Regions from separate parts of the Homo sapiens genome. Here region 1 is linked to region 2. Evidence: read pairs that join two places in POLR2A ChIA-PET (ENCODE). Cell type or tissue: CD4-positive, alpha-beta T cell. All regions are shown on one strand. Links, peaks and the distances in the headings refer to the core of each region. The heading gives the core; the rest is flanking DNA. Region 1 holds the start of LINC02384 (long intergenic non-protein coding RNA 2384). Region 2 has its middle 33 kb from the start of RAP1B.

Region 1 (10,370 bases), core at 6,182-10,181, 120 kb before region 2:
TTTGACATGAAAAACAGAACCAGCAGAAAATTTTTGTTTGTTTGTTTTTGTTTTTTAATATATCCATTTATTTTTTACAAAGAATTATCTTACACAACTGTAGGAGCTGGCTAAGCAGGCCTGACATCCACAAGGCAGGTAATCAGAAAGGGAAAGCCATAAGCAGGCTAGACTACCACAAGGATGAGCTCAGTGATGAGGATGTCATGCAGAAGTCAGGGCTCTTTGTCATGGAGCTGTACACATACACTTAACCCAAGAGTCAGTGAAATTGGAAGTAGATACATCTGAAAAGTAAAGGAATTATAAACTAGCTGCTGCTTCACACCAACAAGGCAAATCAGCAGATCAGCAACAACATGAGTGTTTTTGTCCCAAAACGTAGAAAAGTTCTACAACTTTCCTTCTGCTCTACTACTTGGAATCTCCGACCTCAGGGAGAGTATAGATCAAGCTTATCCAAACCACTTTATTTTGTAGTTGTTGTTCTGTTTGTTTTTGTTTTAGGCTTTTAGCAACCTGAAGCCATAGTTTTTAGTTTCCGTCTCTAGTAATAAGCAGAAAAGAGGGATGAGGAAGGGGCTTTTCTGGCCCAATGAGAAACAGAAACTAAGAACCCATGACTGTACTCTCTCCCTTAGACACCCCTGGTCTAGACTCTCTTTTAAAAAGCTTTTAACTGATTAAGTCACATAGAATAATATCTCTTTTGACTAATTTAAAGTCAACTGATTAGGGACTTTACAGCTGCAAAATCCCTTCACAGCAGCACCTAGATTAGTGTTTCAATAATTAGGAGAAGGTACGTGCGTGCTACAAAATAGCTGCTGCCTCACTTCCATCTTCCAATTTTTGCAAGAGACTCTCCCTTGTAGACCACCCTAGTCAGAAACATACTAGAAAAGGAGCTCTGGGGGATGTGATTTATCCAAGCCAAAGCAGACACACCACGAAACCATCACAGGTCACATCATATAACTACCTCTTTAACCTTGAATGAAAGAAATTAATAAAAGAAACCAGTGATATTCAGAAGTAAGGGGAACCACTTTGTTATAGAAATAGTGCTGATTCTGCAGATGCAAAGGAAAAGAACAAATCTGGATAGGAGGGCAGAGCTAACAACCTTAGAGGAGCATGCTTCCAAGAAGTAGAGGAGGTATAGGGGAGCTCTCAGAGCAAACATGGAAGTGATAAGCATGTATTCCTATCAAAGATGGGGAAACTTCATTCCAAGACAAGCTGGAATGTTGGTGTTTACCAATAAACGCTTGTTAAATGAACTGATAAATCAATGAACCAATGAATAAATGCTGCCTTAAGCTTAAGCCCTGTGCTAAACTACAGAGGTATGGTGATATCTTAGTCTGTTCAGGCTACTATAACAAAATACCTTAAATGGGTAATTTATAAATAACAGAAATGTATTGCTTACAGTTCTGGAGAGTGGAAAGTCTAGGATCAAGGTAACAGCAGACTTGGTGTCTGGACTTGCTCTATGCTTCAAAACTGGTGCCTTCTTGTTATATTACCAAATGGCAGTAAGGGCAAGGCACCTCTTTTAAGAGGGCACTGTGATGGTTAATACTGAGTGTCAATTTGATTGGATTGAAGGATGCAAAGGATTAATCCTGGGTGTGTCTGTGAGGGTGTTGCCAAAGGAGATTAACATTTGAGTCAGTGGGCTGGGAAAGGTAGACCCACCCTTAATCTGGGTGGGCACCATCTAATCAGCTGCCAGTGTGGCCAGAATATAAAGCAGGCAGAAAAATGTGAAAAGGCTAGACTGACCTAGCCTCCCAGCCTAAATCTTTCTCCACTGCTGGATGTTTCCTGCCTTTGAACATTGAATTCCAAGTTCTTCAGCTTTGGCACTTGGACTGGCTTCCTCGTTCCTCAGCTTGCAGACAGCCTGGTATGGGACCTCATGATCGTATAAGTTAATACTACTTAACAAACTCATATATATATATATATATATATATATATATATATATATATGAATGTGTTTTATATATATATATATGAATGTGTTTTATATATATATATGAATGTGTTTTTTATATATATATATATATCCTATTACATATCCTTAACAAACTCATATATATATATATATATATATATATATATATATATGAGTTTGTTTTATATATATATATCCTATTAGTTCTGTCCCTCTAGAGAACCCTGACTAACACAGGCACTGATCCATGACTTAATCACTTCCCAAAAGGACTCACCTCTTCATACTATCACATTGGGTATTAGTTCCAACATATGAATTTGAGGGGGACACTAACATTTAGACAATAGCAGGTGGTAAAAAAGACACATTGTCCTCACCTTATGGAGGTTCCCTAAGGGTGGAAGGGATGGAAGATATACAAGGATTAAACAGTTCAAGCTACAGGACAAGGGTTGTCTTAAGAAAGATGGCTTGACTGAGAGAAAGCAAATTGGTGTTCTTCAGTCTTTTCATGGGTGCTAGATACTTCCTTGTTGCCATTTCTGCATTGCCAGAGCCACACACACACACACACAGAACACAATAGACTTTGTACAGCTTCCAGTGCAAAATTAGAAACCAGAGCTCAATATCTAGTTGACAGTGACAATATGGTTATTAGAAAAGCCTAAGTATGACATGTCTTGAATAATCAATGATTGAATCATGTGCCTTTAAGCTTAGCTTATGCCAAATGCCTCCAGGAAAGGTTATTTAAAAAAAAAAAAACTCAGAATGTGCTCACTGGCTTACAGTGATTGAGTTATGCTGTGGGCCATGGTAACTTCTCTGCAGTGCTCAAAATAGATGAAGGGCAGATCAGTCACCCTGGGGAATTTTATCTGCCTCATTTATGCATCCAGAGATGCTGCTTACATAAAGCCGAAATAAGCACAACCAAAAGGCACCAAGGAAGACGAATAAAAGGTGACGATTCAAATAGAAACCAAGAAAACAAGAAAGCAATCAACAGCAAAGATCAGGACCAGTCCCTGTTGTAAAGATCTGAGTAAGAATTCGGCCTGTGAAGATGGTACAGTACCTTTAACTTTCTGATATCTTCTAAGAGGCAGATTTAGAAACCTCTTCCTGGAGAAAGCCACAGCCTCCAGCTGTTCTTGTTCTACACATTCAGGCATGGACCCTTGCCACAGCCTCTCAAGGATTCACACTTCACACTGGCAGAGCACTCTCTCACTCCTCCTGGAGATACTGGCTCCTTCTTGACCTGCAGGCAGAGCACCAGAACCATGTAAAAATGTGACTCAGGCAACTCACAGATAAGCAAAGACCTCCAGGCAGAGCACCAGAAAGTCAATCAAGAACCATGCAAAAATGTGACTCAAGCAACTCAGAGTTAGGCAAAGAAACTGAAAGTTTCAAGAGTTCCCCTTGGCCAAGTTTACACCAAAACATTTTTATTATGCGAGTAGTTTTTAAAGGAAATCATTCATCATAAGTTTGCAGAAAAGGTCTGCTCCTTGTCTCCAGTTGCCTTGGAGATCGTCAAGGGGTGGCTGGAGGTGAATCTAAGAGACTGGAAATTCAGTTCATGGTCAAATCCATCAGTGTTTTAAAACATTCTAAAAAACCCAACAGCACCATCTGTAAGGACTGCATCATTTGCGAAATTTCTTGCTAAATCAGCTGGCCAAATGCAAAGCCAATTGCTTTGGCTTCCGTACAACACCATGCTGCAGCCAGGAAGTATTTTAAGTGGATAATGAGTAGTCTCTTCTCTCAATGAATACGTTCAAATAACATCGACTGCCTGTAATATGCAAAGTTCCTAGTCAAGGCTGCCTTAGGAATTCCTGCCCCTTAACTTAACGCTTTAATCTTTATCAGGGAAAATATCCCTCTTCTCTAGTGATGTTTAAGAAATCAATTCCCTGGCAATGGCCCAATACACTTTCCAGCTCATACACAGACATGTAAAACTGCACACACAGAGAAACACCCAAATGCACACCATTCGTACTAGTTCTGAGATATGCAAGGCTTACACCCTGCATCCAAGAATGGCTGCCAAGTTTTTCCTTTATTTAGTTATAATACCTCCTCTAAAATTATTTGGGGACCCAAAATGGCCTTTTTGTGTGAGGAAACACACATAAGAAATACCTCTCTGCCTTTTTCCCTTGAAAAATATAGTTATCTATGGAAAATCTGTGTGCTCTCTCTCTTTGTCTCTCAGATAAAAGTGGCAAAGCAGATGGAAGCTCCTTCTGTGAAGAAATCAAATTCTATACTCCTTATATCCAACCTCCATTACTCTATTTTTGTCATTTAAGTTATATAGTAGATATGTAATAAATGCTTCATTATTTCACTTATTAAGTTGGCTTCTCCCTCAAGGTACTTTAGAACTTTGGTACCCAACAGCAGCTCTGGGATCATGAGCTTATCAGAAATGCAGACACTCTGGTCCCATCCTAGCCCCCCCTCGAATCAGAATCTGCATTTTAACAAGATTTCTAGGAGATGTGTAAGCACATTAAGGTTTGAGAAGCACTGTTTTGGGACACACCTTGATTCTCTTTTTTTTTTTTTTTTTTTTAGTTTTGGTTTCTTTTTTTAGACTTAGGGAATACAAGTACAGTTTTGTTACATGGATATATTGTGTAGTGGTGAAGTCTGGGCTCTTTGTGTACCCATCACCCAAATACTGTACATTGCACCCAACAGGTAATTTCTCATCCCTCATCCCCACTCCCACCCCACCCTCTTATCTTTTGGAGTTTCCAATATCTATTATTCCACTCTGTATGTTCATTACACCTTGATTTTTACACTGTTACTGTTAGTCTAGTAAGTTCTCTCACTCCGCAAAGATCATGTCTTGCCATGGGGGACACTTTTCTAGAGGATAGTAATTATGAGCTGATGCTTTTGGGCACTAACCATGTGCCAGGAGTGGAGAGGGCACATAGTTAACATGAGAAAGATTTACTCAGTTAGTAAAAGGTGGAGGCAAGTTGGAACTCAATCTGGCATCTGGGTCCATGTTTTCCAGGTGCTGCTTCCCTTATTGGGCCCCTGCAGGGTGCAGAACGGTCCTACTTTCTGCAAGGTGTTTGACGTCCCTGTCTACCACACACTATAACTGCATGATACCTTCAGAATCCTGACAACCTAAGGACTGCCCCCACATTTCCAGACACCCATGTGAGTGGTGCTGATCACACTAAGAACCACAGTGTCTTGTGTTCATGCAGTAATTTTGAGAAATTAGTTTCCTGTGATTTGTTTCTTTCTTCCAGTGTTTAACCAAATAATAAAAATCCTTTAACGTTTTACATGTTATTTTTCACTTCAATAGAAGGCTATCACTATTGAGGGCCTGCTCTATGCAGACTAAAAGATAAGTAAGCTCCTTGCCTCTAGCCACTGACAATCTGGTTAGAGAAATAAGGCCTTAGTAGATGCAATAGCTAAGAAACAATTCAAGACACTATAAGATTAAGTCCAGAAATGACCAGAAAGACCTAGATTTATATTCTGGCTTTGTGCCACTTACTAGTGTGAGCCCAGTGACATTCTGTAAGCCTCTCTTTCCCTACCTGTAAAACGGGGGTATCATTAAACAATGCACATAAATTGCCACCACAGTATGTAAAGCATGAGATATACTTAATAAATGTTAGCCATATCCACCAATCACCACCCTCTCTGAATCAGGAAGAAATAGGACAAAAATGGGATACAGAGAGGATGTGCGTAAGAGAATAGACAGCATTCTGGGCAGGAGGCACAGCCAAGCAAAAGCGTGGTGTCAGGAATGTGCATGCCTGCGGCAGAAACTTACAGACTCTCAGACTGGATGAAGTGAAGGGTTCCAGTCAAGGAGTTATGAGAAGTGAACACATTAAAGTAAAGATAAGTTTACATTTGTTATGTGGACATGGAATCTCCTGGGGATTTTTGAATTTCTTCAGTATCACGACTTTCAAATACAGAAGAAATGCAAACCTACACAAAAGAAAATGAAGGAGTCTTCTAGCCATTCCCCCAGGGCTTCCCACACCAATGAGCGCGGATGCATCTATTACCAATCAATGTCTTTAAGAAGCCTGAAGAAATAAATGCATGGCACTGCTGTGGGACATATTTTTAATTCTTCTTTAAGTTCAAACCTGCCATCTAATTTATTTTCACTTTCAGTAAATGCCTTTTAAGCTTCTCAGACTTGAGCTAAGTCACATAGCTGATAAATAAATAGGATAAACCTACAGGAATATACTTGGTTCTTCAATCTTATGAAGTCTGAAAAATTGTATAAAGTCGACAACTTCAGCACTAATGGACCTAAAATGGCCAAGAAGCTATTGCTACTACTGTGTTACAATCGCTTTTGCTGGAGCATTCTTGTTTCTGCTGCTCATTAGGAAAAGTACTATCACACCCAGCAGAAAAGAATAATTGGCAAATCAACTAATTAAGGCAATATCGACACTCCTCTTGTCACCCAGTCACTTCTTTGTTGTAAATAAGCTTACTTGCTTACATTAAAGTCATTAGCTCTTCATATGTAAATAATAATGCACTTGAATTTAAACTGATTAGATATCTGAAAACAAACTTCAGTCCACTCTAATCTGGCCAGGATAGGGAAAACAAAGAGCATTATTGTCTTACTTAACCTGGTAAATTCAACACAACTGTATGAAGCTTCCGAATTCATTAATATCCAAATTCACCTTCCCTCCTGGACATTAGCCGGAATTCTATCTTTAGTTGTAAGACACACTATACTAAACAAATACTATAGTAATTAAAGAAACCACCCATTTCCTTCCCCCTAAGTTCCAGGAAGCCATGTTATTTCTGCAAACCAATTTCTATTTGCTGACTATTCTCCAGGGCTTTTAAAAGCAAATAAAATGTACCGGAAACTGTTTTCCAAATGACAACAAAGAATACATCTCCTACTCTCTCTTCTCCCCCAACAGGAAAAAACAAACAAACAAAAAAAGTGTGTGTTTGTGTGAATTTAAGGCATATACATTTAGGGTCTTGTTAAATCCTGAAAGATTGAAAGCCCCACAGTGTCCTGAAAGGAAATGTTTGAAGAAACTTCTCAAGTCTCTAAAGTTAGCTGGATCCTTTGCGACACTCACCTCTCATTTTGGCTCCTATAATTACCCCCTTTAACTTAATGCTGTTTATTTTTATATCTCTTCCCATCTTTCCTCATACCACTTTGTTTACAGCTGGTTAAAAAAAAAAGTTTATATTCACATATGTTCAATTCTGTCTTCATTTTCACTTCTCAGTTTCCCCTGCCCCATTTACCCTAGTGGGTTTGTTTGTTGGTTTTTTGTTTTAACTTCTTTATCATTGTCATTCTTCAGTCTAAACAGGATGAATTATTGATATAATCCCCAGCAAACAACTTCTTAACCACTTCCCACTCCTGAACCTTTAGTTTTTATTAAAGCACAAAGATTTATGTCAACCAAGAGTCCCATATAGTTCATTTCATCATGGGAGGAAGGGGGTTGGGAGAGGGGAGGAAATGAGACTTATTTTCATCCTGTTTGGATCCAAGACAAAGATCTTATGTCATCCAAAAGGGAGCCAAGACAAGACAGAGCCCCATGGTAATTGCCCACACTCTAACCTTTCTTGTCTCCCTTCTTGTCCCTCACAAATACCTCCCAGCAGGCCAGATTATTTTGTTAGAGAAGCTCCAAGCTGCCTACAACCCTGTAACAGGATAAAAGCTCTAGCAAGGTTTATGCAATGGACACTTATTTCCCTCACATCTCCCCTTCCTGCTCCTCAGATGATACCCTTCACTTCCTGTCCAGGTCAGGTTCCTGTACCGGAGGGCCACCCCAGGGTGCACTTCCTGCCTTCTAGCTGGTTTCATTGTCTGTGCCCTTAAAGCCCAGTCTTCCCCACGGGCTCCTGTGCTTTTCCACCCATCACATCATTCTGTTTACCTCTTGTTTGCTTTTTACTCCTTCCAAACTATCTCCTAGACCTGGAGTTCTCTCCCAGCTCTTTGCCTACATACCAATCTCAGCCTTTCTTAAAACCACGTTTCTCCCAGCAGTCACTCAGTAACTGCAGCCAATCAGGATTTTTGATATCCTGTCAACTTTGATTTGTTCTACCAACTTCATGGTGAAAATAACCACCACCTGCCGCATGATTCAGTCTTTTAAAGGCCTAGAACCACACACTTAACTAGGAATATTTGATATCTGAATTATGCTGTTTATCAAACCAAAGCCATGCTTTTGCTTTTGTGGGAGTTTTGTTTGTTTTACACTAAGCAAGACTATACCTACTGGCTACCTCCTCTGACCCCCTAGGTTAGATTACTTCCTACAGTTATTCTTTTACTCATAATCCACTTTACCTTTTGTTGTTGTATTTACGTATTTTGTTAGTGTACTGTGTGTAATAAATAGTTTGTCTAATTTTCAGTTTAGATAAGTTTTTCCCCCACCAACCTATAAATGTGTGAACTTATGAAGGGTTGGGGGAGCCAGGTGTTTCCTTGTCAAGCTGCCTCCCTTTCTGTCTCTTCCGCCTTCATTACTGTTCTGTTGCCAGCACAAACACAGGCCTGGCACATATGAGTTGATCAATAAATATATATTAAATGATGTGTATTCTCACACTATTTAAAAACTGGATAAATAATAAACACACGTGTACATACATACTGAATGAATGATACCACCACCCTTCCCCCACCCCCAGTCTTCTCCTTTCAGCACCACATCTGGTCCTCACCTCCAAGCATGGCAGCAGGCTGACCCTGCTAGGACTAGAGAAGCATATGCCGTACCCCTTGTTGAGCACATGGATACCTTTGAGGTCCTTCCTGAAACAGTGTTCAGGGTACAATTACGGTGGTAAGCCTGCCTTTAGCTGAAACAATGCATCTTTCTTTAATATTCTTCATTTTTTAAAAAAACCCATTTATAGAAAAAACAGTTTCTTCAATAAATGGTGCTGGGAAACTGGATATCCATATGCAGAAGAATGAAACCCAGACCCCTATGTCACCATATACAAAAATCAAATCAAAATGGATTAGAGACTTAAATCTGAGACCTCAAGCTATGAAACTACTACAAGAAAACATCTGGGAAACTCTCCAGGACATTAATCTGGGCAACAATTTCTTGAGTAATACCTCACAAGCATAGGCGACCAAAGTGAAAATGGACAAATGGGATCACATCGAGTTAAAAAGCTTCTGCACAGCAAAGGAAACAATCAACAAAGTGAAGAGACAACACAGAGAATGGGAGAAAATATCTGCAAACTACCCGTCTGACAAGGGATTAATAACCAGAATACGTAAGGAGTTAAACAACTCTATGGGAAAATACCTAACACTCTGATTTTAAAATGGGCAAAAGGTTTGAATAGACATTTCTCAAAAGAAGACATACAAATGACAAACAGGTATAAGAAAAGTACTCAAAATAATTGATCTTCAGAGAAATGCAAATCAAAACTACAATGAGGTCAGGCGTGGTGGCTCACACCCATAATCCCAGCACTTTGGGAGGCTGAGGTGGGCAGATCACTTGAGGTCAGGAATTTGAAACCAGCCTGGCCAACATGGTGAAACCCTGTCTCCACTAAAAATACAAAAATTAGCCCAGCGTGGTGGTGCATGCCTGTAATCCCAGCTACTTGGGAGGCTGAGGCAGGAGAATCACTTGAACCTGGGAGGCCGAGGTTGCAGTGAGCCGAGATTGCATCACTGCACTCCAGCCTGGGTGACAGAGTGAGACTCTGTCTCAACAACAACAACAAAAAACTACAATGAGATATCATTTCACTCCAGTTAAAATGGTTTTTATCCAAACAACAGGCAGTAACAAATGCTGGCAAGAATGTGGAGAAAAGGGAACCCTCATACACTGTTTGTGGGAATGTAAATTAGTACAAATACCATGGAGATTTGGAGGTTCCTCAAAACTAAAACTAAAGCTATTATATAATCCAGCAATCCCACTACTGGGCATATTCCCAAAAAGAAAGGAAGTCAGTATAACAAAGAGATACCTGCACTCCCATGTTTATTGCAGCACTATTCACAATAGCCAAGACTTGGAACCAACCTAAGTGTCCGTCAACACATGAATGGATAAAGAAAATGTGGTACTTATACGCAGTGGAATACTATTCAGCTGTAAAAAAAGAATGAAATCCTGTCATTTGCAACAACATGGATGGAACTGGAGATGATTATGATAAGTGAAATAAGGCAGGCACAGAAAGACAAACATCACACGTTCTCACGTGTGGGATCTAAAATAAAAACAATTGAACTCCTAGAGATAGAAAGTAGAAGAACGGTCACCAGAGGCTGGGAAGGGTAGTTGGG
Region 2 (16,236 bases), core at 6,528-10,527:
AACAAACAAAAAAAAAGGCCAGGAGTGGTGGCTTACGCCTGTAATCCCAGCACTTTGGGAGGCTGAGGCGGGCGGATCACCTGGGGTCGGGAGTTCCAGACCAGCCTGATCACCATGGAGAAATCCCATCTCTACTAAAAAAACAAAATTAGCTGGGCATGTTGGCTCATGCCTGTAACAGCTACTCGGCAGGCTGAGGCAGGAGAATCGCTTGAATCCGGGAGGCACAGGTTGCAGTGAGCCGAGATCGCACCATTGCACTTTAGCCTGGGCAACAAGATCGAAATCCCGTCTCAAAAAAAAAAAAAAAAAAAAAAAAAAAAAAGGCCGGGCGCGGTGGCTCACGCCTGTAATCCCAGCACTTTGGGAGGCTGAGGCAGGCGGATCACGAGGTCAGGAGATCGAGACCATCCTGGCTAACATGGCGAAACCCCGTCTCTACTAAAAATACAAAAAATTAGCCGGGCTTGGTGGCAGGCGCCTATAGTCCCAGCTACTCGGGAGGCTGAGGCTAGAGAATGGCGTGAACCTGGGAGGCGGAGCTTGCAGTGAGCCGAGATCGTGCCACTGCACTCTAGCCTGGGCGACAGAGCGAGACTCCGTCTCAAAAAAAAAAGAAATGTCATTCTAATTCTTCCAGCCATTGACCATCTTCGTCTAGTTTCCCAATACACATCAATCAGTGAGAAGTCATGGTTCTGTAGCCACAGGAAGTTCCGCATTATCAGGTTGGAAGTCTGCCCTTCTCAAGAAAGTGATCTGACTTGTAACAACAAAACCATCTTCTCACACTAATCAATACATTTTATTTTCCACAATTTTTAAAAAAATAATTAAGAACCATGGTTATTTTTCTATGACTCTAACCCATTCTTATTTTTGAATGCCTTATGTTTTGTTAGCTAAGCTGCTCAAGTAGAAGGATGAATATTGAGAACTCTCCTAGTCAACAAAACTTCAGATCACCTCTATGCACATGTTGAACTTTAATTATTGTGGTTTTGTCATGGTGTATAAATACATTAAATTGAGTTATTCTAGTCCTGATCAATGGAAGCAAACAGAAATTTTTTTATATGAGCAAATAATATTCTTAATGAAACATCCACACGCCTAACTTGGCATGCTAGTGCAAACGTATTAACTTAATAGCATGCTGCAGATATGTGTACATGCATGTGTTCTATATTTCCTGACTCTTCAGTCAATCCACAGTTAAGTTAAATGAATTCCCTCTGCCTTGATTATATTATGCCACGTTGAAATAATTTCATTTCTAAGACATGTTGGCAGTATTTGGGGGCCTCAAATAGCACATTCTATTTCATAGGTACAATTAACATTCACTCTGGCAGATATTACGAATTGGCACATACAATATGCATGTCAACATGCTTCTAGCAGAGGTTTCAAAGATGAAAGCTATATTTTTTACCCTCCCTTGAAGCTAGGGTTCTGGGTTGATGGAGGTTTTATCAATCAAATGCAATCATGTGGGACGGGGTTTGGAATGGATTTAAGTGGGGTAAGAAAGAGCAAGAGGCACCATTTTGCTGGTGTGGATCAGGCTGGTTCTGTTTGAGACTGCAGCACTGTGAACTCTGGAGTCAAGACCCTGAGCAAGACTCCTGATTTAACAGACGGCTTCTTGATCATGGCAGGAGCCACAGCACAATTCTGTGGGGGCTTTGAGAGTTATCTATGGAAGCTCAGCCTAGGGGCTCTTTCTTCTGCTCCCTGTCCCCAGTGATTCTGCAAGCCGTATTAAATCTTGCAAGGCATCCCTTTCTGCTTCTGCTAGCTAGAGTTGATGCTGTCCTCTCAGTGATAACCAAGATTCCCATGAAAACATTAGCCATCAGACAGAATTTAAAATTTCTTTCTTTACCCATATCACAGTTACAGTACATGTAGCTGGCGTCATTTAATGATCTGGTGACACAACAGTTTAATCTCCATCTAAATTTAGAAAATACATTATCAGAGGTTGCTAAGTTAATATAGAGATGGGGATTGCTTCTCGGCTTGGGGTTTTATGAGTAACTAGTTTACTGAGAGATCAACTGAAAAGACCCTTCTCTGATCACAGCTCCCATGTACCTGAAGAAACAAAATACCTTGCATTTATGCAATGCTTTTATACTTTTAAAAGTGCTTTCATATGCATTGCTTCAATTATAGTTCACAACAATGGAAAAGCTGAAAGGAAAAGAATTATCACATCCACATTAAAAATGAAAGAACTAAACTTCAAAGAAGCTAAATAGTTTGCTCAAAGTGTGGTAGATAAAAGGTAGAGGTGGGACTAGGACGTAAGGCAACTGTCTGCTAGTCCAGTGCTATTTTTTGAGTACTTCTGTGAAGCATGTGTATGCTTAATTAAACTTTCCCTGTATATACTGTCACAGGGGCCATAACTTGCTGCCCAATAACCACTTCCTTTTCTTCTTTAGAAATAGAACCCCAGTTTTTTGTTTTTTCAGAGGCAACAGTTTACACATAATTATTTGATTACATTCCCATTCTCCCTTAAACTAGGTAGCACCTTGTGACTAAGTTCTGCTCAAGGAAATACAAGCAGAAGTATCAAATGGGACCTACTAAGAAGGCTGCTAAAAAGAGGCCAACTCAGCTGCAAAAAGAATGCTTTTATCCTTCTGGGGTTTCTCCTTCCTGCTGCTTGGAATGCAGATGTGATGGCAAGAGCTCAATCAGCCATACTGACTCATGAGGCAACTTAAAGACAAATGTCACCAGTTAAGGATGGATAGCAGAAAGAAGGAAACTGGGTCGGTGACTTTACAGAGATATCATAATACTCTTGGACGTCTTACATCAGGCTTTTTATTTTTGCATAAGAGAAAATAAATATACATCTTGTTAAGCTACTGTGATTTAGAGTTTCCAATTACATGCAGCAGATCTTAATCCTAACTGATACACATAATTTTCCTAAATTATTTCTATTTTAAGGTTATGCATTTTAAAATAAATGCTTTCACCAATGAGTAATCAGAGAATGCAGTGATTAGCTCAAGATAATAGCAGTCCCAAGACACAGTCAACCTCTGGATATACTATTAGATCCACATTAAATTTTGAAGAGTAGAAGCTAGATTCTTCTGTATACATATTTCAGAATAAAGACTAAAGTTGTGTCAGTGTTTTACATATTAAATATTACTAAGTATCCCCCTAAAACTGAGTACAGAGTGAGCAACATAGTAATGAGCAACATAGTAACCTTGTGCAGAAATCATATGAGTAGTTACGTGGCATGGTCCATGGAAACACTCCAGTCTACCTGGGCTCATGCCTGATATACTATGGATAGAAGCACCATTGGCCATTGGCCCCTGGGACCTGCTCACACTTCTGGCTATGGGTTGGCTAGTTTTCTTTACATTCCAAGATTTCTGATTCAGGAATCTGTTTTCAATTTCTCTAAAAATTCCCCATAAACATTAAGCTCTGTTAGATTGAGGAATAGTCATCCTTGCTGAAAGCTGGAAGGGCAGATGAGGCTCTCTCTTTCTTTCATAGGATTCCCTGGATCAGAGTTTGACTTGGAGACTGCATTTGACCAGAGTTCCCTTGCTCCACACACCTTTATGCCAACTTTTTAGGGGTTCTTTTTTTTTGGAGACAGAGTCTCACTCTGTTGCCCAGGCTGAAGTGCAGTGGCATGAACTCAGCTTACTGCAACCTCCACCTCCCCGGTTCAAGCAATTCTCCTGCCTCAGCCTCCCGAGTAGCTGGGATTACAGGCACATGCCGCCACACCTGGCTAAATTTTTGTATTTTAGTAGAGACGGGGTTTCACTGTGTTGCCCAGGCTGGTCTTGAACTCCTGAGCTCAGGCAATACACCCGCCTCAGCCTCCCAAAGTGCTAGGATTACAGGCGTGAGCCACCACACCTGGCCTCTTTAGGGGTTCTTAACCTATTTTGTTCCATGTACCGCTTTGGCTGTCTGGTGGACCCCTTTCTGAAAATGTTTTTAAATCTATAAGACAGAAGATAGCAAACCGATTATATTGAAATACAGTTATCAAAATATTTGAATTTAATTTTGTTAATATGTCTCTTTATTAAGATACCACATTTCAAGATGTCACAGTACATCTAATAATTACCACAATCTTAGAGAGGAGGATAAATAATATTTTGAGATATCAGTAACCACTCTAATGTAAAAGGAAAATACATGTGATTTCTATTAGAGACTGAATCACAGCTAAAGTTAATTCTGTCGTGGTTTGTGTCCTACATTCACAATGGAAAAAAATACTAAATTTCAGATAGAGATTATGAAAATAAATATGAGATTTTTTTTCCATCAGATTCATGGGCCCCTCAAGTCCAAGCACAGATGCGTTGGGAATCTATGGATCCCAGGTTAGAACACTGCTTTAAATCATGAAAGAGTCTGCATGACTCCTGCATTCCATCAGAGACCATGTAAGAGTTCTGGTTTGCGGTATAGTTAGATACTGGCAAGATGGGTCCTCAATTTTAGCACCTTTCACAGTTCAGGAACCTGGTGAAAGCTATAATATATAGATAACTGATTCTAGTCATTGTCATCCAGAAAGGCCTGTGTTGTAAAATGTTAACTCCACTGCAAATGACAAAGGACGTTAGACTGCAGTTACTGGTCAATGCATGGATTAAAGGAAAAATGAACTATCAGTGGGCCCCTTGAGCATCTTCTTTGTAAAGAACTGAGACCCAGGAAAATAGCTATGCATTTACTGTGTACATAGTATGTTTTGGCCAATCTGCAGATAAAAGACATCAGTCTCGAAGGCCTTATTTGGGACATCCCTCTCAACGATAAAATCAAATATGAAACTAAGAAAAATAATAAAAATCAAATTCCTTTGAAAGTTCTCTATAAACATTAAGCTCAAAGCTCTCCCCAAAATCCAATTTAGCAAAAGACATTTCTACAATAAAGTGGTGCTTGACAAGAACAATTTAAGGAAATAGTTCTGGTGTCTTTATTTACTATTAAAGAGACATACACAAATAAAATATGATGAAGTACTTATCACAAATAATACGTTTTGAATTATTTTCAAAGCCACAGGAGATTTTAAAAGACAACCTCAGAGTTATTCATGACAATGGACTATAACCCAGTCCTGGAGTCATTTCTGAAGCTTAACTTCAAATCAGTTTAGTGAAATTAAGAAAAATCAAAAGAAAGTCTTTCTGAATTCAAAAGATACTTATAAGTGAAGCAAAATTTGAGGGTAAAATTATCTTTTTACAAAAAGACACATTCCATTGAGACAGTTTATTATCATAAATTTTATTAGCAAATGCAGATACTGTATGACAGTTTATAAATGCATCTTGGCAATTTGTTTTTTTTTTTTTTTTTTTGAGATGGAGTCTCTGTTGCCCAGGCTGGAGTGCAATGGCGCAATCTCAGCTCACTGCAACCTCTGCTTTCCAGGTTTAAGTGATTCTCCTGTTTCAGCCTCCGAAGCAGCTAAGATTACAGGTGGCCGCCACCACATCCAGCTAATTTTTGTATTTTTAGTAGAAATGGGGTTTCAGCATGTTTACCAGGCTGGTCTTGAACTCCTGGCCTCAAGTGATCCACCCACCTTGGCCTCCCAAAGTGCTGGGATTACAGGTGTGAGCCACTGCTCCCAGCCAATTTTTTTTTTTTTTTAAGAGACAGGATCTTGCTCTGTCACCCAGGCTGGAGTGCAGTGGCACAGTCATAGTTCACTGTAAACTTGAACTCCTGGGCTCAAGCTATTCTCCTACCTCAGCCTCCCGAGAAGCTAGGAGTACAGGTGTGCACCATCACACCCAGCTAATTTTTTACTTTTAATAGAGATGGGTCTGGCTATGTTGCCCAGCTGGTCTCAAACTCCTGGGCTCAAGAGACCCTCCTGTCTCAGCCTCCCAAAGTGCTGGGATTACAGGCATGAGCCACTATGCCCGGCTGAAATTTTGAACACACAAATACACCACATAATACCAGATTTAGAGTCAGAGAAACCTATTTTAAATCTTTGCTCTGCCACATGTTTAACTGTGTGAGCATGGGCAAGTTACTTAGCCACTCTGATCTTCAATTTCCTCATCCATGGGAATAACAATTATACCTGTCTCTTATGGTTGTACTGAGAATTAAGTAAATAACTGTAAAGCACCTAGAACACTTATTGATATACATTAAGCACTTTATAATTTATCATCAAATGATTCTTGTGAGAATTAAATGTAATGTTACCTATAAAGTTCTTGGCATACTGTCTGGCATATACTTAATACTCAATAAATGGTAATTAGTATCAGAAACAGTAGAAGTATTAGTATTAGCATTTAATGATATTAGAATTTATGTTGGTATTAGCATTAATATAGTACTGCTGCACTTTGGGAGGCCAAGTGAGGAGGACTGCTTGAGTCCAGGAGCTTGAGACTAACCTGGACAACATAGCAAGACCTCATCTCTACAGAAAAATAAAACAATTAACTGAGTGTGATGGTGCATGCCTATAGTCCTAGCTATTAGGAAGGCTGAGGCAGGAGGATCACTTGAGCCCAGGAGTTCAAGGCTGCAGTGAGCTATGATTACGCCACTGCACTCTGCCTGGGAGACAGAGTGAGATCCCATCTCCAACAAAAAAGAATACACACACACACACACACACACACACACACACACACACACACAGTATTGCTGTAAGTATTGGCATTGGTATTGGTTTAGATATCAATAATGGCATTAGTATAGTATGATGTTATCATGAAATGCATGCCAAAATACGGAGTTCCTCCTCAAGATGCTGTTGCTCTGAGGAACTCCTTTCCTGCCATGTCTTAAAGAAGGTGAGGGCTGAGACCCACCCTTTCTCTGGGTATATGACGATCTTAGAAATGGACCCCAAACCAACAATTCCATGGCTATGTACAGTCATGCATGTGGGAAGAATATCTTTGAGCCAAGAACCTTTCCCTCAATCACATCTTTGATCTGGTCTCCCTGCGAGTGTAGAAAAAGGGAGTTCTCACCCTCTCCTGTTGGCAGCAAAAGAAGGAGGAATTGGAAAACTGGGATACTCTCTAAAGACCACAGAGGGTATTATGCAGCCAAGTGTCCCCACTTGGCTGGGGTAGGGGATGCTGCATGATGACCCAGGTGTTCTTTGAGGACTTCGGTATCAATGCAATGACCACAAAGTATTGGGAATAAGAACACAATGATAATCAACAGGGTGACTATAGTTAACATTAATCAATTGTACATTTCAGCTAGCTAGAAGAGAATAATTAGAATGTTCCTAGCATAAAGAAAAGAGATATATTTAAGGTGATGGATATCCCAATTACCCTGATATGATTATAGGAATGTATCAAATTATCACGTGTATCCCGAAAATATGTGCATCTAATATGTATCAATTAAAAATTCTCTAATCTTTATAAAAAGAATATAATGATCATGTCAAATACGCGAAAAGCAAAGTTATTCTATCAACATGTTCGGGGAGTTACCTCTGGCATTGACTGTTAAGGATTGGATTCTGGTAGTTTACATTTCCAGATCCAAGCAAGAAGTTGATGGAGAAAGAGGAGAATACCGGCTGATTCCTCCATTAGTAGGGGAGGAGGTGAGTGTTAATAACCCCTTGTCCCTCCTCCCTCCAAAACCACTTCTCAGGCCACCTGTGGTGGCTCACATCTGTAATCCCAGTGCTTTGGGTGGCCAAAGCATGAGAGGATCCCTTGAGGCCAGGAATTGGAAGCTGCAGTGAGCAATGATCACACTACTGCACTCTAGCCTGGGCACCAAAGTGGGACCCTGTCTCTAAGTAAACGAATGAGTGCTTTTCTTAAGTGTCTGCTTTTCAGTTAACAGTGTCTGTCTCTAAAAAAAAAAAATAATAACAACAAAAAATAGCAAAACCACTTCTAAGCCCTTTATCTTTTGCCAGAAAAACACAGCTACCTAGGCCCCCTGGGTAACAGATGCCAGAGCCTTTGAAGAGGCCCTCAGAGTAGTTTCCTGCTCTTCTTAATTTTATTTTTCCTTTTCTTGGTTTGGTTGCACAAAATAATTACAATGACACTTGTTAATATGAACTACTTATCATTTATGCCTTGTTATCATGCAGTACAATAATAATTACAGCTATCATTAAATGTATGTCTAACTTTATTATGTGTTATTTGATTAGAACTCTAAATTCTGTTCACTGACATTCATATTTCATAATTTATTGCTCAAGTGGCATGATCGTTCACTCATAACTTTTTTAAAATTAAGAGAAGCATTAATTAAGAGGCCAGGTTCTAGTCCCAACCTGATTATAATTAGCTGTGTGATTTGGGGCAATTCACTTAGTCTTTTTGAGTCTCAGTTTCTTCAGATATAAGATGAAGTGATTGAGTTAGAAGGCCATGCATCTCTAAAATTCCACAGTGTTATAATTACACTATTATTGAGCATTCTTTAACGTTATTAAGGCCCATTTTAACCTTATACAACTTCAAAAAAACTACTATAAAAGCTGATTATGCTTTGTTCACTCAGCACCATATCCGTCCTAAGCATCATTCCCGGCATTTCAAAAACAGTCCCATTTACTCTTCTTAACAAACCTATGAAGTAGATACAATTGTCCATAAGAAAACTGTGGCTTAGAGCTCCCTAACTCAGCGATGCTGGAATCCAGATAGCTGCACTCTACTCGATTCCAAAGTCTGTGTACTTCAAACTACGTTGCGATGCCCCTAAAGCAATTCTGAATGACGTAATTGAGTTAAGAGTGATGTCAACCTGCCCCACATTTGAAATACACCTTACGGTGTGTGTGTATTTTTCATCCTCCCTCCCCTCCTTCTGTTTCTCCTGCTTCTCTTCCTTCTTCTTTAGCTAAATTTCCTTACAATTTGATTTTTAATTATCTGCTTCTTTCTCATAAAATAAAAATTTAGAGTGGCTACAAATATTTCTGTTACTAGAATTAATTGGTTGTTGGAATACCCAATAAATTCAAATTTTTTGATTTGTCCTGTATGTTAAAATATCCTATAATGACTTATAATCTGTATGCAGACAGAGAACTCAGTATAGTGTGGTACATGGGCTTAAGAGCTAGACAAATGGTGCATCTCTGTGGTCCCAGCTACCTGGGAGGCTGAGGCAGGAGGATTGCTTGAGCTCAGGAGTTGGAGACAGCTTGAGCAACGCAGTAAAATCCTATCTCTAAAAACGAAAAACAAAAAAGAAAAAGAAAGTTCAAATACTAGGGCTTTTCTGCTGGTGAAGAGCTCTGTGGCTTGGCGGTTAGTTACTGAACTTTTCTGGTTAAATTTACTCAGCAGGTAAATAGATGCAATAGTGCCTTCCTTAAAGAGAAAAATAATAAGTCCTGAAGGTAAGCAACGATATCAACAACAGGGGCCGGGTGTGGTGGCTCATGCCTATAATCCCAGCACTTTGGGAGGCCAAGGTAGGCGGATCATTTGAGGTCAGGAGTTTGAGATCAGTCTGGCCAACGTGGTGAAACTCTGTCTCTATTAAAAATACAAAAATTAGCTGGGTGTGGTGGTACAAGCCTGTAGTCCCAGCTACTAGGGAGGCTGAGGTGGGAGGATTGCTTGAACCTGGGAGACGGAGGTTGCAGTGAGCCGAGATTTCGCCACGGCACTCCAGCCTGGGCAGCAGAGTGAGACTCTGTCTCAAAAAAAAAAAAGATATCTACAACAATCAGAGCTGACATTTATTCATTAAGAACCAGGCAGTGTAGGCCGGACGTGGTGGCTCACGCCTGTAATCCCAGCACTTTGGGAGGCTGAGGCAGGCGGATCACCTGAGGTCAGGAGTTCGAGACCAGCCTGACCAACATGGAGAAACCCCATCTCTACTAAAAATACAAAATTAGCCGGGTGTGGTGGCGCATGCCTGTAATCCCAGCTACTCGGGAGGCTGAGGCAGGAGAATCACTTGAACCCAGGAGGCAGAGGTTGCGGTGAGCCAAGATAGTGCAATTGCACTCCAGCCGGGGCAACAAGAGCGAAACTCGGCCAGGCGCGTTGGCTCACGCCTGTAATCCCAGCACTTTGGGAGGCCGAGGCGGGTGGATCACAAGGTCAGGAGATCGAGACTATCCTGGCTAACACGGTGAAACCCCGTCTCTACTAAAAGTACAAAAAAAAAATTAGCCGGGCGCAATGGCAGGCACCTGTAGTCCCAGCTACTCAGGAGGCTGAGGCAGAATGGCATGAACCCGGGAGGCAGAGCTTGCAGTGAGCCGAGATATCTCACCACTGCACTCCAGCCTGGGTGACAGAGCGAGACTCTGTCTCAAAAAAAAAAAAAAGAGCAAAACTCTGTCTCAAAAAACAACAACAAAAAAAGAAATCAGGTAGTGTGCCAAATATTTTATTGTATTATCTAATAAATCCTCACAACTACATATAAACTGAGTCTTAGTTTATATAAGCTGAGTCATATATTCTACATATAAACTGAGTTATTGGTCCCATTTTTTACAAACAGATGACAAAACTAAGACACAGCATAATTAAGTCACTTGCCCAGGTCATGCGGGTAGAGAGTGGCAGGGCCCAGATTTCCACCTAGGCAGTCTATCTTCAGGACCTAAACTCAAAGAATGGCATCTGACACAGAAGCAAACTTCAATAAAAATTTATTTCCTTCACTTTTATAAATGTTTTAAGAGATTTGCAATAAGAAACTGGTTAACACATTGTTTACTGAGGTGAACTTGATTTCCAACCTTAAAAGTTATATACATTTTGTAGGGAATATTGTATCCGAATGTTAGAAAGTATAGAATGACCCACTTCAAGTAAAAAAGCTTTAAATAAGGTCTGTTTTAAATAGCATGCCCTAGAGTATTCACCACAAAATTGCCAACAATTTATCAAGTGGGCTATGAGTGTGTGTGTGAGTGTGTGTGTATATGAGAGAGACAGACAGAGAGAGCATCTCACCCACTGATTTGTTCTTCTGACATTTGGTAAATAAACTCTTGCTGTTGCCTTTGTCTTTTATACCAAATAATTAAATAATTTAGTTTGAAATGAATTCTTGAGCTTGAAAGCCATCAGGGTTAGTCACATTTTTAGGGGAAAATATTTAGGCATCTGAGACCCTTATTAGATTTCTAATTTTTTTCTTTTTATTGAGACAGAGTCTCGCTCTGTTACCCAGGCTGGAGTGCGGTGCTCGATCTCAGCTCACTGCAGACTCCACCTCCCACATTCAAGTGATTCTCCTGCCTCAGCCTCCCAAGTAGCTGGTATTACAGACATGTGCCACCACACTTGGCTAATTTTTTGTATTTTTAGTGGAGACAGGGTTCGCCATGTGGGCCAAGCGGGTCTCAAACCCCTGACCTCAAGTGATCCACCCAGCTTGGCCTCCCAAAGTGCTGGGATTACAGGCGTGAGCCATCGCATCCGTCCAAGATTTCTAATTTTTTTGTTACTTGATTTATGTCAAGTGATATTAATCCCACAAAGGGGGAAAAAAAGAAAGATAGGAAAGGGAAGGGAGGAAAAGGAAAGGAAGTGAGGAGGGAGAGAGAGGGTAGAGAGGTAGAGAAGAGAAGGACTTGAAAAGGAGAGGAAGAAGGAAAAAAGCTTCAAGCTAAGGCAAAAGGATCTAGCCATATATATCCAAGACAATAAGGAGAATATCTGTCTTAGAGATGTCTATTAAATACTTTAAAGATAAAAAGAAATGAAACACCTTACTGAGACAAGAACACAGTGTTCATCTATTTATTATATATATTAAAATTCATGTCAATATTCTGTAGCTCTGAGGATGAAAGAACAAACCAATCTATTCCTGCAAATGAGAAGGGAAAGTAAGTTGTCTTATGGAAATAAAACGCATTGCTTCAGTAGGAATTGGGGAGGAAGTCTGCAGGCTTGTGGATGCGGAACACTGGACAAGCAATGTTATTAATATGTGATGGCGCAAGTAGTAGGGCAAAGGGTGCTCCTTCTAGTCAGAAATCACTGGTTCTCGGCTTTGGCTCAGCCCTGCTATTTAAGTTTCTATGTGCTTCAGGAAAAATTATTCTTTTAATTCAATATAAATGATGATACAACCACAATTAGGCTACATTGTGCATTTAAGATTCTTAATTAGGCCAGTCACAGTGGCTCAGGCCTGTAATCCCAGCACTTTAGGAGGCCTAGGTAGGAGGATCCCTTGAGCCCAGGAGTTTGTGACCAGCCTGGGCAACATAGGAAGACCTCTATCTCTACAAAAAAAAAAAAAAATCAAAAATTAGCTGGTCAAGTTTGTTCAAGTGTTGTATCAAAAAAATAAAATAAAATTTAAAAAAATGTTTTAATTAAAAGATTAGCTGGATGTACACACCTATACTCTTAGCTGATAGCACAAGCCTATAGTCTCAGCTTCTCAGGAGGCTGAGGTGGGAAGATTGCTTGAGCCTGGGAGGTTGAGACTGCCGTGAGCCATGATCACACCACTGCACTCCAGCCCAAGTGACAGAGCAGGACCTGTCTCAAAAATAAAATAATTAATTTAGGAAAACAATGCAAATAAAATATCAGCCACATAATTTCTTTCCATTTCTATTTGACTTTGTCATCAGTATATCCAAGACGAATTGAGGCTAAACATATATATTTCAAGTATGGTAATTTGCTCTATGTTTGAGGCAAATAAGAAAAGATGCAGGCCAGGCACGATGGCTCATGCCTATAATCCCAGCACTTTGGGAGGCTGAGGCAGGCAGATCACTTGAGGTCAGGAGTTTGAGACCAGCCTAGACAACATGGCAAAATCCCATCTGTACTAAAAATACAAAAGTTAGCTGGGTGTGGTGGCACACACCTGTAGTCCCAGCTACTTGGGAGGATAAGGTGGGTGAATCATTTGAACCCGGGAGGCAGAGGTTGCAGTGAGCCGAGACCACACCACTGCACTCCAGCCTGGGTGACGGAGACTCATCTCAAACAAAAAAAACACAAATAATAATTTTTTAAAAAGAAGAGATGTAGATAGTGAATTCCTTGCTAATTGGTCCTTTCTCTTGGAGTTATTCCTCATGTTCTAGAGAAAAAGTATGTATAAAATTGTGGAAATATGGAAGTTCATCAGACTGGAGAGTGTATTAGTAGAGAACAAAATAAAAATTCTCAAAAATTACACAGGATACATTCTCAATTTCATCTTCTTGACTAAAGTTAGATACTAAAAAATTAAAATGCTAATTACAGTGGGATTCAACAGCAGGGAGGAGGAGAAAGTAACCAAAACTGATCACAATTTTATTTTCATTTAAATCACTTTGTTAATTGGGTTAGACTCCTACTGCTAAAAGGGGGAGGACTACAGAAGATTAGTTTATTTTTAGCTTGTTGCTATAAAACTCTTCTGTGCTTCTTTCAGCTCAGAGTCAAAAGAAGAGTAAATGTTTTCGAAAGTAACAGAACGTTAAGGTTGCACATTGGCATCTTTGTTCTAATGAACAGAGTGTGATTTGAAGATGGCAAACTTGGGTTTTGTACCATAACTAGCTCCAAAGCTTCTGGCTTATATAGGAGCAAGTTTTGCCTTTCCCATTGGTAATGTGTTGTGGTTGAGCTGTTAACAATACTAAAGCATATACTACATCCTTATATATATCAATTTCAAACTATTTACCTGCTCACTGTGTTTTTTTCTTCCATAAATAATGCACAAGAGAGTAAAGTATATGGAAGCCTTTTATTTTTCCATTAACATAAACAAAAAGGTGGGTGAGGTGGGTGACCCACCTACCTCAGCCTCCCAAAGTGCTGAGATTACAGACGTGAGCCACCACGCCCAGCCCTTTTGTGTTGTTCTTATTGTTCTCCTTGTCTCTATTCTGTGTGATAAGGTCCTCCAAGGTGCTGTCTATCCTTATTCCATCCTTGATTACTCCCCAGGACCAACCTTCAATGTCTTCCGCACAGTATACATTCAATAAATTTTGCTGTCATTTTTCTTTTTTTAAAAAAAAAAAGGAATTACACTACCTTACAGATAAGGAAATAGAAAAATAGCAAGACTTGTCCAAGGTCACACAGGTAGTAAAGGAGAAAGTGGCAATTTGCAATGCTGTATTATGGTCTTTGTCATTTCATTAAATGGGCCAATAAAATTATCCCCACCATTAAGTGACTTTATCAGATAACCTTAAGTGGAAGTTCCTAGATTTGGCTGGCTACACATGTGACCTCAGGCCATTCATTGTAAAGCCACAAATCTCATAGTCTCCGAGGTCACTAAGAGCTTTATTTCCTTGCCAGGAGCGGTGGCTCACACCTGTAATCCCAGCACTTTGGGAGGCCGAGGCGGGGGGATCACGAGGTCAGGAGATCGCGACCATCCTGGCTAACACGGTGAAACCCCGTCTCTACTAAAAAAAAAAAAAAAAAAAAAAATACAAAAAATACAAAAAATTAGCCAGGCTCCGTGCGGGCGCCTGTAGTCCCACCTACTCGGGAGGCTGAGGCAGGAGAATGGCGTGAACCCGGGAGGCGGAGCTTGCAGTGAGCCAAGATCGCTCCACTGCACTCCAGCCTGGGCAAAAGAGCGAGCCTCCGTCTCAAAAAAAAAAAAAAAGAAAGAAAAGAAAAGCTTTTTTTCCGTTTTCACTAGAAATGATCAGCACAGGGATTTACTATTTACTCAGATTTGCTTCGAGCATGATGTCAGTTGTCACAAGGTGGATGGGGCTGGGCTGCTCTAACCAGTATTTGGTGGAAGACTTCCAAAAAGTCCAGGTAATGCAGGAACTGGCAGGTGAGTCACTGTTAGTAGCCCGCACTAGGAAAGAGACCAAGCTGGAGTAACATGATCCCAGGGAATTGCAAAACAAGCCAAATTTGGCTTTTTCTCTCATCTACTCTTCTCTGTGCTGCCTCCCTGGTCCTGCTCCTCAAACTGCAGACCTGGTCATTACCATTCTTAGCTTCCTCATGCTCAAACTCTCTCTCCTGATTCTTCAGGCCCAGATATTAAGCTGATATTAAAAATTAAAACAAAAAAGGTCTTATTCTTGGCAAGTCAATTTCTTCTTTGCTAGGTAACATACATTCATTTCACTTTATTTATTTATTCATTTGAGACAGGGTCTTTCTTTGCCACCCAGGCTGGAGTGCAGTGGCACAATCACAGCTCACTGCAGCCTCAACCTCTTGGGCTCAAGTGATCCTATGGCCTCAGCCTTCCAACTGGCTGGGACTACAAGGACACATCAACATGCCTGGCTAAATTTTTATTTTTTGTAGAAATGGGTTCTCTCTCTTGCCCAGGCTGGTTTTGAACTCCCAGGCTCTAGCAATCCTCCCACCTTAGCCTCCCTAAGTGCTGGGATTACAGCCTCACTTCCCTATAGGCTTTAGAGCTAATGCCCCTGTTTTAATTCCCTAATCCAAAAATACCAAATACAGTTCATCTCCTGTTAATTCCAACCGATTGGTAGTGGGCCCTAGAATGGTGAGCTGATAAGGATTCTGAGGCCATGCATGGGCTCAGTGGTAAAGATTGCTGGGGCCAGGAGCCGTGGCCCATGCCTGTAATCCCAGCACTTTGGGTGGCTGAGGCGGCTGGATCACCTGACGTCAGGAGTTCCAGACCAGCCTGGCCAACATGGTGAAATCCCATCCTTACTAAAAATACAAAAATTAGCTGGCATGGTGGCAGGTGCCTGTAATCCCAGCTACTTGGGAGGCTGAGGCAGGAGAATTGCTTAAACCTGGGAGGCGGAGGTTGCAGTGAGCAGAGGTCACGCCACTGTACTCCAGCATGGATGACAAGAGCGAAACTCTGTCTCAAAAGAAAAAAAAAAGAGTGCTGGAATGGATGAGTGGTGGTCCTCTGGGCATAGACATGTCTGCTATACATTTGTCATTTCTGACCTCATAGGAAGTGCTTGCAATGGTAGGAATCTCCCAGACAGGCAGAAGAAAAGGATCTACCATAGCAGTCCCCTATGACCGATGCAGTAAAGGAAGTCAGACTATGTGGCATTCTGCAAATTGTGTAATTTAAGAAGCTTTAAACTCTACCATGTGCAGAGATAGTTAAGGCCAAAAACGCTATACAGCGTATACAATGTTCTTATGAGGGTTTTTCATTGTTGCTGTTTTTTGAGATGGAGTCTTTTGCTCTTATTGCCCAGGCTAGAGTGCAATGGTGAGGTCTTGGCTCACTGCAACCTCTGCC

Evidence for each region. ChIA-PET counts read pairs that join two places held together with the same protein. Peaks named below come from ENCODE experiments on the same cell type or tissue, not always from the same donor. Only the 100,000 strongest peaks of a DNase experiment are listed, where the experiment ranks them.
Region 1: POLR2A ChIA-PET joins it to region 2 with 5 read pairs; 6 of 35 experiments call an interaction of 5 or more read pairs at or near these places.

The regions. Positions count from the first base shown.
Region 1 is chr12:68,448,317-68,458,686 of GRCh38, forward strand. LINC02384 (long intergenic non-protein coding RNA 2384) reads right to left here and starts at 3,168. Exons shown (of 4, transcript NR_120458.1): 1 at 3,051-3,168. RefSeq lists enhancers at 3,027-3,356, 3,417-3,556. In CD4-positive, alpha-beta T cell, for the core only: no CTCF peak of the experiment used is centred there; a DNase peak (open chromatin) is centred at 7,835; H3K27ac peaks cover 635 bases.
Region 2 is chr12:68,570,172-68,586,407 of GRCh38, forward strand. No RefSeq gene overlaps it. Among named protein-coding and RNA genes, the nearest start is that of RAP1B, 33 kb to the right of the region's middle. In CD4-positive, alpha-beta T cell, for the core only: no CTCF peak of the experiment used is centred there; no DNase peak of the experiment used is centred there.